Linked DNA regions of Homo sapiens: region 2 is linked to region 1. The links are chromatin loops, found by intact Hi-C in ENCODE. Cell type or tissue: Caco-2. All regions are shown on one strand. Each heading gives the region's core, and the rest is flanking DNA. Links, peaks and the distances in the headings are about the cores only. Region 1 has its middle 32 kb from the start of SOX5-AS1. Region 2 has its middle 77 kb from the start of MIR920.

The links. Hi-C counts contacts between places; a loop is a spot of excess contacts. Peaks named below come from ENCODE experiments on the same cell type or tissue, not always from the same donor. Only the 100,000 strongest peaks of a DNase experiment are listed, where the experiment ranks them.
Region 2: it touches region 1 in a loop (8-fold over the local background); 1 of 110 quality-filtered maps calls a loop at or near these places.

Annotation. Positions count from the first base shown.
Region 1 is chr12:24,250,655-24,260,118 of GRCh38, reverse strand. It overlaps a transcript of SOX5 not described here. Among named protein-coding and RNA genes, the nearest start is that of SOX5-AS1, 32 kb to the right of the region's middle. In Caco-2, for the core only: no CTCF peak of the experiment used is centred there; a DNase peak (open chromatin) is centred at 3,998; H3K4me3 peaks cover 239 bases.
Region 2 is chr12:24,130,842-24,140,305 of GRCh38, reverse strand. It overlaps a transcript of SOX5 not described here. Among named protein-coding and RNA genes, the nearest start is that of MIR920, 77 kb to the left of the region's middle. In Caco-2, for the core only: no CTCF peak of the experiment used is centred there; DNase peaks (open chromatin) are centred at 4,555, 5,045 and 6,725.

The sequences.
Region 1 (9,464 bases), core at 1,572-6,571:
ACCCACTCCTCTCATACCATTCCCATCTTACCCTTGGAGTAAGTGAGGAAGGCCTTTTAAGCTTATCTTTCCAAGAAATATTTATTTCTACATCTCTTTGTGCTTGTAATTCTATTTGGGTTTTTTTCTTTACTCTTATTACCACTTCTTAATCTCCAATTCGTCTTTCAAAATCAAATCCAACATCAAACTTCTTCAAGATGACTTTTCTGTAAATAATGAAATAAAGTTCCTCTCCCTTACTAAAATGTTATTTTTTTGAATTATGGAATCTAAGATATACACGATGAACACTAACAGTATTTAGGCTGTTTCAACGTCCCACCGACTATAGAAATTCTTTTATTTTGTTCTTTTATAGATCATCACCCAACTTGAATGTTTTAGTAATGGATATTCGTTACTTATCAAGCCAGCCTGATGCATTGTTGGACACCTATAATACTTAGAAAGTTTTTCCTTTTAATAATTCAAAATTTTCTTCCCTGTAACTGCTTGTCATTGATCTTAGCTGTTTCATTTAATCTATTTCATTGATCATATTCCATTTAGCATTTTGTAGTGTGTTAATTGTATGGTTCTCAAAATTCTGTCTTCAGTAAGTTTGAAAATGCCTTTTACTTAGGAATCACAGTTTATGTTTTTCTATTTCCCTCTGTACCTTACATACATAGCACAGTCTACGTATGCAATAAATACTCAGTAAACAATGCATTGAACTGTGTTAATAGCTCAATATGCGTGTATATGTAAATATATACACACAAATGTATAAATAGGTTTTTCTTAGTTTAGCCTAACATTTAAACACGATAACAGTGCCTGAGAATACCTAATCTACATTTGCAAAACCATGTGCGCGCTCTCTCTCTCGCTCACTTGCTCTCTCTCTCGCTCGCTCTCTTTCTGTCTCTTTCTTGTGCTCCCCAACACTGTTCCACATTGAATATATAGAATGCCAAGTTCCTAAGATGTTCAGCACATTTTATCATACTTTTATGACAAGCATTACTTTTGCACCAACCTAAAAGTACATTAATTAATCTATTTTGCACTGGAGGAAACACCACCAGAAATCTAGATACATTACCTATTGAATGGAAACCTGAAAAGATAGTGTCTTCCATCCTGGAGAGGTAGCCTAGAAGAGTGGTTAAGATGGAGCCTTTGGGCTCACCAGAACTTGACTGCCGTTGTCTAACTGTGCGATCCTGGACAACTTCTGTAACTACTTGTTGCTTAGTTTTTCCATCTCTAAAATTGAGATAATAGTACCTATTTCACAGAGATTTGGACAGTAAATGAATTAATGTATATAAAGTACATAGAGTACATATCTAGACTTCAATATATGTTATTATTGCTAAAAAGCACTCACCTAGTATCTGAAAAAATCTTGTAGCTAAGATGATATAGGAAATAGCTCTAATGATTCCTAGTGATCAACTTTACTTTAGTTTATTTTCCACAATTCCATAGACCTTAATTTTCTTCAAGAGAAATTCTTATGATTTTTGTTTTTTACTGGAACAGCCAGATCAAGAAGCTTTTCTACAGGAGTGATTTCTAACAAATAACAGGTAACTTGCTAACAAATAACAGGTAACTTTTTAATATTATTATTAAGAGTGTTGTTATTAGAAAATGGCTAACAGAATTTAGTTTTATTAGCCAATGGTGATAAAATAATAATGATGTTTTATAATACTTAATAGTTTTCAAGTGCTTTCTTTATGCATGATGTCGTCTAAAATGATAACAATAATTCCCATTTTTCATTGCTGCTCAAAGGTAAACCATGTAACTCACTTTGTTTGTTTGTTTGTTTGTTTGTTTTGTTTTAATCAGGTGAGACTGGCTAAATTCAGGAATGTTTAAGGGTCATGGGCCCAAAGCCAAATATGGCTTAGTTCTCAGAATAAGTGTTTTTGTGTGTGTGTGTGTTTTTTGACGGAGTCTTGCTCTGTTACCAGGCTGGAGTGCAGTGGCACGATCTCGGCTCACTGCAGCCTCCGCCTCCCGGGTTCAAGCGATTCTCCTGCCTCAGCTTCCCAAGTAGCTGGGACTACAGGTGCCCGCCACCGCGCCCAGCTAATTTTTTTTATTTTAGTAGAGACGGGGTTTCACCATGTTAGCCAGGATGGTCTTGATCTCCTGACCTCGTGATCCACTTGCCTCGGCCTCCCAAAGTGCTGGGATTACAGGCGTGAGCCATGGCGCCTGACCAGAATAGGGGCTTTAAAAGAAAATAAAACCGTGTTGTCAGAGGCACTAGTTGTACAATTAAAAGCACCATCAACTGGATCCTTCTGTGGGAGGCTGGAAAGAGGTTTAAATAAAAACTGGAGCTTTGGTCGGGTACGGTGGCTCATCCCAGTAATCCCAGCACTTTGGGAGGCCAAGGTGGGCAGATCACGAGGTCAGGAGTTCGAGACCAGCCTGACCAATATGGTGAAACCCCATCTCTACTAAAAATACAAAAATTAGCCAGTCGTGGTGGTGCGTGCCTGTAATCCTAGCTACTTAGGAGGCTGCGGCAGGAGAATTGCTTGAACCTGGTAGGCAGAGGTTGAAGTGAGCCAAGACTGCGCCACTGCACTCCAGCGTGGGCGACAGAGCAAGATTCTGTTTCAGAAAAAAACAAAACAAAACAAACAAAAAGACCCCTAGAGCTTCAATCTTGTTCTTCTAAAATTTTTGTGACTTAGAGAAATCAGAAATCACCTGGAACAATTTTGTGCATAATATACACATATTTTTGTATGCACCTTTATGTTGTACATGCAAATGTATATAATGAATGTAGGAAGATATTATTTCTGAAAAATTTGTTTCTTCCAAAATACAAAACATATGATCAAATGAGAAAATCATTAAAAATTTAGCAATGATAATTAGGAAATTATGTTTTTCCTAAGGCCTTTCTCTGACTTTTCATTCAACTTAAATACCCTTCTTTGCAGGAAAGAAACATTTAAAACATGGTTCCATTTATTAGGTGTCTGGCCATGACTTTCTGTACCCAGCAACCAAAGCAGGCCACCCAAACCTGTGAAAGTACTTTCCCTTCTATTCACACTTCCAAAGGGTTAACTCAGAAGTGCTCTATTGTATTCCTGATGGTTTTCTCTGCAGAAAGCCCAGTGGGCTCTTTCAAGGGGCTCTAAACAATGAGCTCAGTGAGGCTGTTCTGTCTAATTACTCAAAGACAGGGATGCTAAAGAGGAATTAATGACAGTTGACAAGTGCAATTAATAATTATAGCAAAGCCGGGAGTCATGCAGCAGGCAGATGACAATAACGGGGTAACTGTACATGGCAGTTTTCGTCGGTTTATGCTCTGTGTGTGTGTTTAAAGTGAGAGGCTTTGTGCAGGATGGGCCATGCTTCATGCTGACAGGGGAGAAACTATAATTCTGCAACTCTAATGGATAGTCAGTCATTCCCCACCCACCCTGCCCCTCTTCTCTCTCACTCCCTCTCTCTCTGTTCCCCTCCCTCATTTTCAACTCTTCCAATTTGGTGAAAGAAAGGCAGTGTAACTTAAAACTTAATAGAAAAGAGCTACAGTTAGCTTTCCCTATCAGCTGGTGACAAAGCTGCTTAAAATTCCTGTTGGGCAACTAGAAGGAGAAGGGCCCGGGAAAAGGCGGTCGCAGAAGTGGGATTTCCATATCAAAGGGCAAGCCTTTGGCTCTGAATGGTAATTAAAGTACCCCAATTTCATCTTCGTGGTCAAGCCATGAAAGGGGAAAAAATTAGAGAAAGAATTTTTCAGTCCCTTCAGACTACAGAATGGAAAGCCATAAATTAAATGAAAGCTGAGCTAAAAGGTGTCTAACACTTCAATCTTTGCATCTAATGGAATCTATGATATTTCTCAACCATTTATTCCGTTCACATTTTCCTTCTGCACTGATTATGAAAGATATAATGTCTGCTTACATTTATCTGCCACACATCTCGGGCTTCCCAAGTTTGCATAGCTTATCAGTTTTCATTACACTGCTTTGGCAGCTCAGTCATTGGGGAAGGTTTGCACACTTTGAGCAAACTGACCTGTTTTAAAAATTCCTTCTTTAGGTAACCAAGAAAACATTAACCAACTAGGTCAATTTTTGATATATGTTGGTATGACTTAACAACTTGGGGTTTAAAATGCCGCAGATTTCACTTTTATTTGCTATTAATTGAGCCTCTTTTATTGATTGCTGGGGCCATTTTACTGTCTTTTCTCCAACACTCCCATTTCAAAAGTCATGGCTTTATGAAATAATTATTTTAAATTGAAGTATGGAACTTATAAGCAGTTTCAAATTCGTTAAAAAAGAATTTCTGCCACTTATGTTCCGGGAAAGAAGGACTTAGAAATCTTATTTCATTTTTTGGATGAGATGTTAAACTTGGACCTACCTCTCTATTCATTAAAGATCACAGAGCATTTTTTTTCCGAGTCGAGAAGCCTGGCCAAACTCCAATGTAGATAATTACATTCCACCTACCTAATTCCCTAGCTGCTTTAATTGGAAACAATTCCACTTTACTCTCCATCCCCCTTACTTCTTGTCCTTAAACTGCTTTCTAGTTTGTCAGGCATCTTTCACAAACTGTCATATCTCTTACACCCTCAAAGTACTGTTTTGGAATTGGGGTAAGATAAATTATACAGCCATAGAGTAGTACTTAAAGGTTTGCTAAAAACGTGTAAACCATGCAACTATAACAGTGAATTTCAGCCTACATTCTCAATTATGTTGGACCCAATATTTCTAATAATGGGAAAGCTATTTTCCTAAGAATTAATCCATATATTGTCTAAAGGCAATATTGCCACTTTAGGGGCAACAATTGCTTCTTGGGAGACAACAAAAGCTTACTCTTTTTATGTAGACAGCAAAGACACATATACATATACAGTATATCTAGTGCATTAACATTTCATATTTGGACAATTAGGAAAAACTATTTAAAATGGTTCACTGGGGAAGATGCTAGTGAAAAAACTGGAGAAATACTGATTTAGGCTATTATCTACCCTTGATTTATTGATGGTTCAGGAGAGAAAGAGGGCAGTACCGTTCTTTTTGCATTGCTTTCTTTTCTTGTTTCTCTTCATTTGTTATTGAAGTCTGTGGTATATTAATAGTTGAAGAGCCACTGTGATCTCCTCTTCTGTTTCTTACCTCTTCTTTAGGAGTAAAGTGGGTGGACCAACACAGTGCAATTATGAATGATGGAGACACTAGAAGCTGACAGTAATCCAAGTTCTTAAAAGACAGAAAGAAGAATATAAAATTAAAGCCCAAATGAGAAAGATCATAAATAACATTAAAATATGTTAAACACTGTCTTTGAATTATCATTGAAAAAGTCATAGGAAATATATATATATATATATATTTGAGCAGCCCAAAGAAAAAAGAATATGGACAGTCCCCAACTTATAATAGTTCAACTTAAAATTTTTCCACTTGATAACCCAAGTGATACATATTCAATGGAAACTGTACTTCAAGTACCCATGCTACCTTCTGTTCTTCACTTTCAGTACAATTTTCAATAAATTACATGAAATATTCAGCACTTTATTATGAAAGACTTTGTATTAGATGATTTTTTTTCCCTACTGTAGGCTAATATAGGTGTTTGGAGCATGGGTAAGGAAGGTGAGGCTAAGCTATGGTGTTTGGTAGATTAGATGTATTAGATGTATTTTTTTTTGACTTTTTTTTTTACAACTTACAATGGGTTTGTGAGGACATAAGCCCCTCACAAATCAAGGAGCATCTGTGCTAATGGATTGCAATAGAGATACATTTTCTAACTTGCCTTTCCTGTGACCACCAAGAGAGTATATTGACTCTGGGATATCACAGAACAGTTAAGAATATTTAAAAATTATGTCCCGATGAGACCCATAATCCATCTAGTTCAGTATTGTGCAGTGGTACTAAGAATGTATTCTCTGAATGCATTGTTACCTTGTAGATCAAACAGAAAATGTTGACAACACCTAAACTGTAGCTTTCGAAGCAATGGATGATGATGATGATGTTGATGGTCATTACTTATGTGGCACTCACTGTGAGTCAGGAACTGTTCTAAGCCCTTACACTAATTCACTCAATTCTTTCCAAAACAGTGAGGTACTTACTATTACCATCATCTACATTTTTATAGATGAGGAAATTGAGACACAGATAGTTAAGTAACTTGCCTAAGAATTATTTTGGAACTGAAGGATTACAAGAACATATTGTCTATAAAGCCTTATTAAGACTTTAGAATTCTCTCATTTTCACTTCCATTGCCTTAAGAAGAGTTAAATGCCATAGTAAATAACAGGAAACCTAACGCCATCCTTTCACAGGAAATTTGGGGTTTTCAAGGTTTTATGAGATGGTCTTTTCCATTTTGCCTTCAAAAGACAGAATGTCTTAAAATTTTCACTTTACAATGTGCGCCACATTCCTTCTGCATGATAGCCCATTCAATTATATTGAGACTTAGAAAATTAGTATCTTAAAAGATATTTATATGGGGGTTTCCCACACCTCTTACAAATAGTAACTATGCTCTTGTTTTCCTTTTGTTTTGCCGTTTCCATCTTTGCTTTAAAGACACTGAAAAATATAAATGACTTGAGGGGACTCCCAAAGATGAATAAGGATCAATGGTGTCTTTTCTACTATTTCTAGTTTTGGATTTTCTAGATTAGTCTTCATTTTCTAGATAAGATCCTATGTTGTATCTATGTTAGTATCAATAATCAATAAAAGTTGAATCTTAGATCCCTTTCAAATTATCTGCAAACTTACAGGATAAAGAAGTAAAAAAAAAAAAAAAAAGATGTGCACGTGCTTCTCTGATGATTTTTATGAGGAGCTGAACAAGAATTCAAATATTAATCTTTTTCTCAAACAAAAGTTTATGTCTGAGCAGCTTGGCAGGAATACGCTTGCCTCCTTTCTCTTGGCTTTCTCTTTGTTCCCACTTTTTCCCTCTTTTCTTTTTTTGTCTTTCTTTTCTTATCTCAATGTCTCTGTATCTCTTGTTTCCTAGCTGAAGTGCATCATTTTCTGCTATTGTGCTTAAAAAACTTGGCTGCAGGGGCTCTGAAATGAATAAAAATGTAATCCTCACTGTGCCCATTGTGTGCTCTCATTTGTTTTTGCTGTATCGATTTATCAGCAGAGGGAAATTACTTGCTGGAAGAGAGGATGCCAGTCAGAATGACATTTATTTCATAGTACAAGGAGGCTCTCCAGCGTGTTTCCATGTAACCTAGATATTGGAGCTGTAAAAGGGCTTGTAACAAGGTTTAGTGCTATGATTAGATCGTGTGGAGCACCTTGCTTTCATAACAACAGGCACTCTGCAGGAGCTGGGGCCTCGGGTTATGGTCAACCCTCTTTTTTTTTTTTTTTTTAAAGCATAGACACAGAATTCAACAATTTCCTCCCCACCTAAACAGTTTCTATTCCAAAAGCCAAATCTTGCAGACTTACAAGAATAAAAGAGGTATATTTTTAGATGCCCGAAGCTTTCATGACATCAAATTAAATGCAAATAGATGAAACACTTGCCTATTAATCCCCTTAACTTTTTTTTTTTGGCCTTTCCCCCTTTATTTTGGAGAAATTTTTCCATTTTAATTCACCAAAGCGAATCTTTTCATTCAGTGATTGTAAGTTACATGTGCTTAAGGCTACCAATTACCTGTGAAACCAAACACATTCTCTATGTAAAAACGAAGGCAGGTGAGGCAAATTGTGACAGCAATTGGTTTTGCTTAAATACTAGAGGTAAAATTTCGTAGGTCTTTGCTATGATTCTTATATGTCTGACATTAGGAAATTAACTTGTTTCATTATGTTCCTAATTTTCCATAGAACTGATACAGTTGGGATCTATGTAAAAGACATTTTTTCCTCTAAAGAATGAGAGGAAATGGGTCTGTTTTCTAAGGAATGTGCTCATTTGTGTAAAAGTATATAGGAGATGTCTTTCTTTTCCCACCATTTCTTCACTGTTGAGATTTGTTCATTTGGTAATGTTGGCAAAAGCAAAAATGATTAAGATTTGCAGAATGAAAAATATTAAACTTAAGCTGGCAAATTTAACGAAAATCTGCACTTCTGTTTTTAGCAGGAATTTTTTTTTTTTTTAATAACTGGGTTTGTGATGCTGAGGTGTATTGGGCTGTGATAAAATATACTGTCTTATTAATTTATTTTTAAAAAATCTGGCCAGGCACAGTAGCTCATGCCTGTAATCCCAGCACTTTGGGAGGCTGAGGTGGGCAGATCACCTGAGGTTGGGAGTTTGAGACCAGCCTGGCCAACATGGTGAAAACTTGTCTCTACTAAAAATACAAAAATTAGCTGGGCGTGGTGGCAGGCGCCTGTAATCCCAGCTACTTGGGAGGCTGAGGCAGGAGAATCGCTTGAACCCAGGAGGCAGAGGTTGCAGTGAGTCGAGATCACGCCATTGCACTCCAGCCTGGGCGACAAAAGTGAGACTTCATCTGAAGAAAAAAAAAAAAACAAAAAACCCTAACCATCCTAGTTCAATAGGACAAGGATATCTCCTCAAAAGGGTCTGGAACTTTCACTCATATTTAGAGCTAGGCTATAATATAGACTGTCTGACCCTAAGAAATAAGGCAAATGGGACCTATTTTATTAAATGTAAGAAGTATTTCATTTTGGGAATTCAAGAAGGTCATCAAAACGTTAATGGAGGGAATGAAGGAACTTCCTGCCATGCTGAATCTTATCAGTAAAATGTATTTTGAGACTATAGTTGTTCAACCTTAACATACTTTTGGCAGTTAATTAGACAAACCCTAAAATTGGATCAAGTCTATAAATGATTAGGATAAGAATGAACCAAGTTAAATTCCTAAATACCAGGTTTATGAGAAAAATAATGAAGATCTGTATTTATGTAGAAGTACAGTAATTATATAAATCTTAGTAGAAGTAAGTTTTTTTGTTAGTCTCAGCTGTCTCACTCAGCCTGTTGCTGCTACGCAAACACTTTCCATGTAGAATAACATATTTGCCAACTCCACGAAATTTAGTCTTGGATGTTGGTCTTTACTATAAAACTCAGATTTTAAGTTTAACTGCAAAAGATTATAGGAATTAAAGGGCAAGGGACCTGGAATCTGATTTTTCACATTCTGCATGGGAGGGAGCTTCAGTATGAGAGCCAGTATACAATACACAGAATTGTGGGCCTGCCTCTGTTAAGTGCCTTTCAATTAGAGTTGTTGGGAAAGCCCATGGGGAAGGTAGGGCGTTTAATTTTAACTTATTAGACCTTGGCATCTGTCTTCTGAACTGGAAGTCTGTTTGGGTACCTTCAGTGATCTTTCTTAATGAACTTACTTTGTACCTTTGATTGAGTTGACACCATAAATTACTAGGCAAAATGTTTTAAAAGTTAAATAAAAATAG
Region 2 (9,464 bases), core at 1,953-6,952, 120 kb after region 1:
ATCCCTTTTTTCTGAACATCACTTCCTCTCTAATTCTCTACTAACACCACCACCCCTCCCTTACCCCCATAGCTTCCTATCTTTGACGGTGTATGTATGATCGAGATCAGAAATGCCAACCGGTCAGCATTGACCTACACTATTAATCCATTACTTTGGACTTTTTATGTTTGAAAAACACTTAAGTAGTGTGAAATATGGTATAGGTATTTCCCTATTTTGTTTTCGCAACCAGGGTGAATTTGCTCATAGAATTTAAAGAAATAATCTGTTCATTTAGGAAAAACAAACAAACAAACAAACCCTGATAAGTGGAATCTGTACCACCACAGTAATGGTCTGAAGACTCTGTGTTTCCTTTGCAGTGTGGATTCTGATGACGGTGCACGTATTCATTCGTATATCCTAAGGAAAGTATCATCTTATCCAGGCAGAGGGCAGGCAGGTAATGCACTGGTGTGCTCCACAGGGCTTGCCAGTACCTAGCTTTAGAGCTAACTTCTTAACACCCCAAGCAGTTTCCTTCAGGCGAGACTCCATTGGCTAAAAAGAATCACCCGTTAAGCCGAATTTAAAATGCTCCAATTTTTAAATATGGGAATATGGAGAGCAAATGTCCTCTAAGAGATTAAAAATTGCAGTGTGTGTCTTTAAAAATAAAATTGTTCAAAACAGCAAGATTGAAGCGGTCCGTTCTTTGCAAAACCAACAAACAAAAAACTATTTTTGTGGGCTAACCACAGAAACAGGTTCTAAATACATTAAAATATTTTATCCCATCATTTGTTTTGACCAATTGACCACAATATTAAAAATTCAATCATGGAGCAGCTGACAAGTGCAGTTGCCTAATTTTATTTAAGAGTTTTTTTCCTTTTTCCATTTTTCCATCCTGTTAACGCTGCTGCCTGTGCCCAGACAGTAATGGGCTTCTTGTATGCCCACGACTGTTATGATCATGTAAATTTATTGGTGCTTAGAAGAAGCGAGCTATTAAAACATTACAACAGCCATTACAGCCGGGCTCGTGTTGGCTTTCGCTCCCAATGAACATATGCTTCCGAGTGAATGCCTAAACTCTTATTTATGGATTTAATTTAATATGCGGAAAGAATTCAAAATTAAATTTTGTGTCTGCCTCCAGAGAGTGTCAGTGTATAATAACATGGTAATTTTTACACATCTTTATGAGAAATGGGAAAATTAATTCTTTCTGACAAGTTGTAATTATTCGACTTGGAACAGTTGCAGCTGAGCAGTTTGCATGCCTGTTGTCTGGTGTTTCGCAGTGTAAGGGGAAAACTCAGGGATGGAGATATATTGTGCATCTGAGAGTTTCTAATAGCTTCTGACATTTTAGCCTTGCATATTATCAGGGTGCTCTTTAAGGAGTCGAGGTATAATCTATTATGTTGCCTGGGATACACACAGTTGCAATAGCCTGAACATCCTTCAGCAATTTTTAAAATGGGGGGAATATCTCTAGGATCATCCTGTAGATGTGCATAGTTGAAATTGATGAGAGAAATTTTTATGTCTCTGAAGTGTACCTATTATTATCTGCTCTTTCGCCTGGGTACACTCAGAACTGAAGGTCATTTTGTAAAAGTAGCATTTTAGACCTGAATTTTTAAGAATAAATATGCTTAAAATGAAAAACGTGTATTTTCTTACCTGACTTGCAAACATTTTCCCCATACCCATCCCCCACCAACCTCCTCTACACAAATGCTTCTGTAATACATGCCCACTGTCCTGTTCTCTAGATCTGATGTTTAAGTGTTCATGAAAAAGTAGCAATAGCTTAATGCACAACTAAACCAAAACACCACTGGCTATGTTAGCAAAGAAATCTGGAGCATGTTGTCTGTGAAGAGATGGTATACTGATTGACAGGCCAGCCTGGAGGGGAGTGGTGTCATCTCTGTGTATAAGATCAATATAGCCCTTGTAAAATAAATGCAAACTGCGATGTAAGAGAATATTCGCAGATGAACAGGAGAAAAAATCAGTTCTCAAAAGCAAGCACACTTCCTTTTTTGCTTTCGTACTTCTGCTAAAGAACACAGGAATGAACAGCTGATGATCAAGTGGATACGCCTCCGTTCTCTGAGTTGGTGCACTGAAACTTCCTCTGACATTGTTCTAAGTGGCAAATTTTGGCTAAAAGTTTATGTTTAAGAATGAAATACAAAGCAGAGCTCGACCTATTTGTGGCCTCCAAAATAGCATGATACCTTTTTCTTATTAAGGCTTGAGTCCTGTCCTTAATGGATAATTACATTCCACTATACGCAAGTTCCTTGCCAGCTCCGTTAGCTACCGGATTCTTTACTTTATGTTCTAATCTGCCCAACAGTGGGCTACTGTAGTTCAAAAGATATAGCATATCAGGGATTGGGGGTGAGTTTGATCATATCTAGTTAAAAGGCACAAACAGCATCACGATCCTGGCTACGGCCAATTGCTTTGAACTTTACGTGTCTTTTTACTGATTCTTGCAGGCAGGCTCTCATTTATTCTAACTCATTGTGATATCAAGAAATATAATATTTGTGAGTTGGGAACTTAGGTATGATCATTGTCAAGGCTAATGTTATAAAGGCCTAGAATGAAGTTTGAAGACTTACAACAGAGTTTTTTTGTTTTGTTTTTGTTTTTGTTTTTGTTTTTTTGAGACGGAGTCTCCCTCTGTCGCCAGGCAGGATTGCAGTGGCGTGACTTCTGCTCACTGCAACCTCCATCTCCAGGGTTCAAGTGTTTGTCCTGCCTCAGCCTTCTGAGTAGCTGGGATTACAGGTGCGCGCCACCATGCCCGGCTAATTTTTGTATTTTTAAATAGAGACGGGGTTTCATCACATTGGTCAGGCTGGTCTTGAACTTCTGACCTCGTGATCCGCACGCCTCGGCCTCCCAAAGTGCTAGGATTACAGGCCTGAGCCACCCTGCCTGGCCTAGAAAGAGTTTCACAGCTCAGCAAAGGGAGCTTGATATCAGCCCCCTCCAACCTTGTACCTCCTCAGTACAAGGCACACCAGAATCTCAGGAGAGAACTTGCCCAGTGTAGATTCATTATTTTGCTTTATTAGACCACATATGCCGTCCATAATTGTCAGTAATGACTGCATTTATTTTGGTGTTTATACAATACATTGAATGTTTTCCTATGTACAACAAACCACTAAAAAGAAGCTGGATTTTGGAAACTGGATCATGAACATGTGAAATATAAATAGTATACTTCATTTTTAAGATCTATTCTCTAAGACCAAGACACTTTAAAGTTCCAGACCTTTATTAGCTCTGTTCAGGAGTGAGTGATATTTTTGGAGCACAGTATGAGATTTTGGGTGAGAACAGGTCTAAAAGAATGTTTATAGTGTAGTAGACATTAAAACTCTAATTTATTTGAGCTAAAGTGTAACAAAGGCCTTCAGTCCAGTCTGAATACAACAGATAGCATACATATTTAGAAACAAAAGCAAAAACAAAACCCTAACAAACTAAATTCAACTTTTGGAGTCGAAGCAGGGGCTTTTGCCAAAATGGGAATTTGCTGTTCAAGCAGCCTTTTTGTTTGTTTTTGAAGGAGTGGGAAAGTCATTCTCTTTAGGCATATGCTTGGAGAGGGTCTGAAAGATGCCTTGATCAGCCAAGACTGCCCTCCCCACCTTCCCCCTCACTGCTACAAGTTCTGAAGCCCCCTTAAACAATAGCAGCACATCCCTCATTAATTTAGTTTAGTCATCAGAGCATCTCTATGAGGCAGGTGCTGTTATAATCCCCTATGCACAAAGGAAAACTTTTAGGGTTAGAGAGGGCAAATAATTGCCAAGTTACATAGCTAGTAATGACAAAGTGATACTTAAACCCGGCTTTCACCATAAGATACTGTCCTTCTTTGTCTGAAAACAATGCTTGCTTGCTCTCCAGGATAGCTATTAAAAGTAGAACAGAAACAGAATGGGATTTGGGACTGCAGTAGATTGGATGGTGGTGGAATGAAAACCCATGACTCTACTCCACTGCGTGTCTCCCCTTAGGATTTCTCAGCATCCCTTGAGGACTCTCTGGGCCTTCTGGTTACCCAGATTCCAGAGCTTGGTCCTCTGACTTCTCTCTTGCTCCACGTGTCCTGTCTGTCATCATTTTCTGGAGCTTTGACTTATAATCTCTCTTAGATTCTTTGTTCCTTTCCATTCCCATTTTCAGGATCCTACTTCAAACCCTTAACCCATCTCTTTGGGACTATTTAAAATAGACTTCTATCTTGCCGATCCCTCACATCATTAGAAGATAAATTGCCCTAAAGTATAGCACTGATGGAGCCATTGCCTGGTTTAAAAAAACCTTTAATGGTTTCATATCATCTACCAAATGAAATACATCCATTTTAGTCTCAGATTTCAGGCTAACTTCCCAGTGATTTCAAGTGCATTCTTTGTGTTGTCACTCCCTGAACACATGCAGCCCTTCCCAACATCCACATCTTGATTTCCACCTCCCCCTCCACTTGGACTGCCTGCCCCCAGGCCTCATGAACTCTCATTCTCCGAAGGTCCAGACCATATGCTGCTTTTTCTCTTAAGCATCCCCAGATCCCATCCTGACAGCCATCCCTCCATCCTCTGAACATCCAGAGTGCTTTGTTTACATCTGTCCTGTTGTAATTATTATAAGTGACATTTATTTATATTATGTACATATCTGTCTTATCTCTAAGATAGTAGGACTTTGGGAAAGCAGAGAATCCTAGTTATTCTCATTTATCTTTCACAGAACGCCAGTGCATTCCACAAAGCAGATACTCAGTAATTATTTACTGTATGTGTAAAAGGCTAATCAGCTAAAGATTATACAGGAACGAGGTTGGAGTCCAACACAATCAGATTTATTGACTTAGTAAGGGAGGGAATTCCAAGGAAACATGGAATTCCTATGACAAGAGTTAGGAGAGAGCAACTTGTGTTAGGTTGGCTTCTTACTGAAGGATTCAGAGGAGGGTCTAAGGGAAGGAGGGATCCGTTTTGGATTGGTTGCTATATCTGAGGCGGGATTGGAAGTGGGAATTAACTTGTGATTGGATACTGTCATAATTTAGGCTAGGGTGGTTTAGCAGCAAATGGGTATTCCCAGGAAGAAATGAAAATAGCGGAGCAGGTCTGGGGTAGAGTGACATCAATAAAAATGAGGGAGTCCTTAATGGCATTTTGTAATTCCTGCATGGCCTTGGGAGAAACAGTGTTTTCTGTTTTGTTAGTTTGTTTTGTTTGCATTTGGCTTTTTCTGTGTCTGTCTTTGCAGCCTGATTCATGGCAAGGCTGTTTTCTTTCAGTCCAGGACAGATTTTAACTTTTACAAATAAGTGAATGTATTTTTAAAAATACAGAGGAAAGGTACTTTTTTTAATCCCTGGATTATTACTTAAAAACTAGATAGTGGAAACTAATCATTATGAACGGTTGGGAGAATACTGTTCTCCTTATGTTCAGTGTTTAAAAGTGAATCTCAAATAAATTGTCAACACTTATTTTTACTTTTCCTTTGGGCAGCTTTCTTTGCCTTGCGTCACTGGGTAATTCTGTGTTTTTGTTCAATTCTCCCATCTCTGGCCCATTGTTCATTCTTAATACAGATAGAGAGCTATAGAGATGTGCTGAGAACATTTTCACCATTTCTTCATTTTCTTGTTCACCTCCCTCTCTCAAATGTCTTTGGTTTAATGGATCAGAAGCCTGGTTTTGTGTATGTGTGTTTATGTGTGTGTGTGCATGTGTTATAAATAAACACATTTATAACACACTGACACAGACACACAAAGTTGGTTTTAGACTGTTTTTATTAAAGTTTTCTCTAGAGCAGAAACAAGTATAATCAATGCTAGAAATTGTTAAGCCACTTTCTTCTGAACCTGCAATCTTTAAAATTAAGTGAAAATTCCTGATGGCAGGCTTTTTCATGGTATCCTCACACACAGTGTTCTCTGTTGCAGAATTTCTCACAGCAGTGGTTTTTAAAAGGTGGCAGATTCCATCCATTCCAGCAGATACTTTTCTTCATTCCTTCTGAATGAACCCACTAACACAACCCTTAAAAATTTATTATTTTTGTCTTTAAATGGATACCACAGCTGAAATCATATATTGTTTGTCTCAATTTAAACATTAATGTTTCTTCACCTGCATTTATCAACCTGTCTGCAACCAGAATGTTTAGAAGCAACAATTTAAAAAAAAAAATTACCTCATCATTTTAGAATTCACAAGAAGAGGTGTTCCATTAGCAAACTGCTCAATTTCTGATTCAGTAGAACAAGCTAATTTGCCCTAAAGTAGAAGCCTCCCTTCCTGATTTTGTCAAATGTTACCTGGGCAGCTCTGGTCACGTGGCAAAGAGAGAGTATGCCAATATTTTTGGTGTGTGCTATATATCAGAATGTGATTCTAATCATTATATCCCTATTTGCATTTCTCTGGCTGTCTGTTTTCTTTTTAATTGGGTTATAAAACAATTAGTTAACACCATGTCTTTTTAGAACTACCCGAGAGGGCCAGGAGCTGTTTGTTCTCCCTGGACCAGTCGGGGAGAGGACCCTAAGGAATCTCATTTTATTTACAGCAGGGTGAAGGTCACATAGAAACAGTTTTTGTTCTTGTGCTCTTGCTTTCTGTTGTGACCTCTCTTGCATTGTTTGGCATCCCCGCCACAGTCCCCCACACCCCCCTTTGTGCTTTGAAGAGCCGCACACCAGGTGTTCCTGTTCTGAATTACACATGAAAGAACCACATCCCTGGACTAATTAACTAGTAAACTGTACCCACCTCCCCTGGGTTTAATTGATGCTGCTCTTAAAAGGGGAAGGCAGTTCCTCACCCTATCTGATTAGACACCATAGTCATCTCTTCTTTATCTTTCTTAAATGTAGAGGATGTTCCAGGTTATTTTGACAACTAGGTAAGGCGCCAGAGCCAATAGGACAGTTTGTAAAACTATTACCCTGGATGAAAGGAAACTATTCCAGACTTTCCTTCATGACTTTTTAAAGCTGTTCGCATGACTCTTTCTCCAGGGAGTGACATGTACAGAGTAATCTACTTGCTCGCAGTAGCAAGACCCAGAATCTCATCAGTAGTTTTATGCATTTCTGCAACGATTTTCCTTTTTATTAAAACAGAGTGGGAAGCCTTTATGCCAGTGAGTGCTTTATATTCCTATTGTTATTTTTTACTGCAGTGTTGGAAATATTATATAACTATTAAAATGTGTAGAATTGGATGTTTTATCATCTTACCTCCAAGGATAACAGCGCTAGGTTGACTTTATCTTTTACTTACTGCAATCCTGGTCTCCTGATGTAATGACATGGTACTTTGGGCAGTCCTTTCTAGGCATGGACAGGTTGTTGTCCAGGGAAATGAGGTAATTAGATGTATGTGTAAACCCTTGCAAAAGCTTATCATTTCTGTTCTTCCTGTCCCCTCCTTTAATGTGTTTTATCCTGTTTTTTTAAGAATGTTAGGATTCAAAATTTAGTTTATGAGTTCTGTCGTGTTTTCCATCATCATTTGGTGGTGGCGTTTTTGCTTGTTTGATTTTAAAACTAGAATTCAAATATTTAGAATCAATTTTTATGTTGGAAGGAATTTTAAAAATTCTCTTTAAGAATAGTTTCTGTATAAATTTGGTTTCCTAGAGTTGCTTCTTAAAATTCTAACCCAAGTATACGGATACTGTATTTCTAATGGTTTCCTCCTTCAGAATAACTTAAGAGCCTCCTTTCTCTTTCCATTGTTTTCCCACTTTACATGAACATCGATGGACATTTAGTCCTGTAATAACTAATAGCACAGGATGTGAGAAGTCAAAACGAATTAAAAATATATATAGATACCACATTGTTTTCCTAAAGTGTTAGTAAGAAATCTTTGGTTTTGTAAAACACATTAAACCTTAACAAAAGGTTAGTTATCCTGTTGGGAAGCTTTGCTCTTCCCAGGGTGTTCGAATGATTTACTTACCAGTTGCACACAGGATATACATAGCAGGATCATTCTTAACTGTTTAATTTGTTTAATTGAGAGCTACTTGGTCATGGGCATTGTCTGATTATCTATCGTTTCTGTATTCCAACCCATAGCAGACTACTTGGCACATGTATGATCTACACGTTTGTTGAATGTAACTGAAGTAAGCCTTTTATTTTTAACTTTTTACTTAGCATTAGGGATTGAAGAGAGCCTGGAATGGGAACGTAACACAATGTAGAGCAAACAGAATCTCTCTTAAATTATCAATGAAATGATAACAAGGATGTGGTCGTGCTCCTTGAGCTAAATAACTTCAGTAAGTCTGAATTAGCCCCTGACATGAGAGATAAAAAAGAAAAAATGCAGGAAATCTAGTCCGTGTAGACAAAATGTATAGGTCATGGATTTGTACCCAACCATCCTGTGAAGTCTAAAAATACTTGTTTTAAACAAAGACACCATTTTAATAAAACAGATGTGTACCCCTCTTTTCTCCCTCTCTTTTTTGCACATAGCCTACACATGGCAATCACATGAATTTATTCTGTGTGCCATTATTCACATAGTTCATAATTCCTAAAGTATAAATAACAGCAGCTGCAGAGCTAAAATCATCCACCTGATATTCACTTCTGTTGTACATTTTCATCTTCTGCATATTCTTACAGTGAGATTATAAATATATGTAAAGTTAATGCTGCATATTTAAAGTGTTAGTTTAGTAATGCATTCTAATTTAAAATGGATTATTCTTAAATTGTGAAATGTAATCAAGTGGTATAAATAAATAAGTTCAATGAACAATCATTGGGCCTTTATTTATGTGATAGATGCCGTACTATATTCTGGGTTTTGAAAAATGCATTCAATATCTCTTGCCCGCTAGGAACTCCCAGTCTAATGTCAAATCATGTCACAGAAGTAAAACTCTGCAACATGGTGTTATAAATGCTATAATAAAGACATTTACACAATACTGTAGGTGTACCCAGGAGAGTTAATAACTCAGAGGAGAATTAGTACAATTAGCATGTAGATCCTAAACACATGCTATGCATATTTTACCTGTTAATCTTAACACAAAGATTAGAACATTTTATGCTTTCTGGTTTACTATCTTCACCTCTAATTGGGTTATTAAAATAATTTTGATGGTGCAAAAAATAACTCAGAGGAAGTAGGTAAAAGTTTCAGATGAGCTATCATTGGAGTTGAATCTTAAATGATAAATTTTTGAAGGCAATTCAGAGATTCTAGTTTAGATAATTAGATGAATGGCAATAGTGTAGCTGGAACTCAGAAGGCAGTACAGGTTTCAGGAATGGAAAACAGTGAGTCACTTGTGGCTGTGTTAGATGTTAGATGTCCTAGGTAGGAATATGGAGCTGGTATGTAGAATAGAAATGAGGGTTGAAGACAGGCATTTGGCAGTCTTTG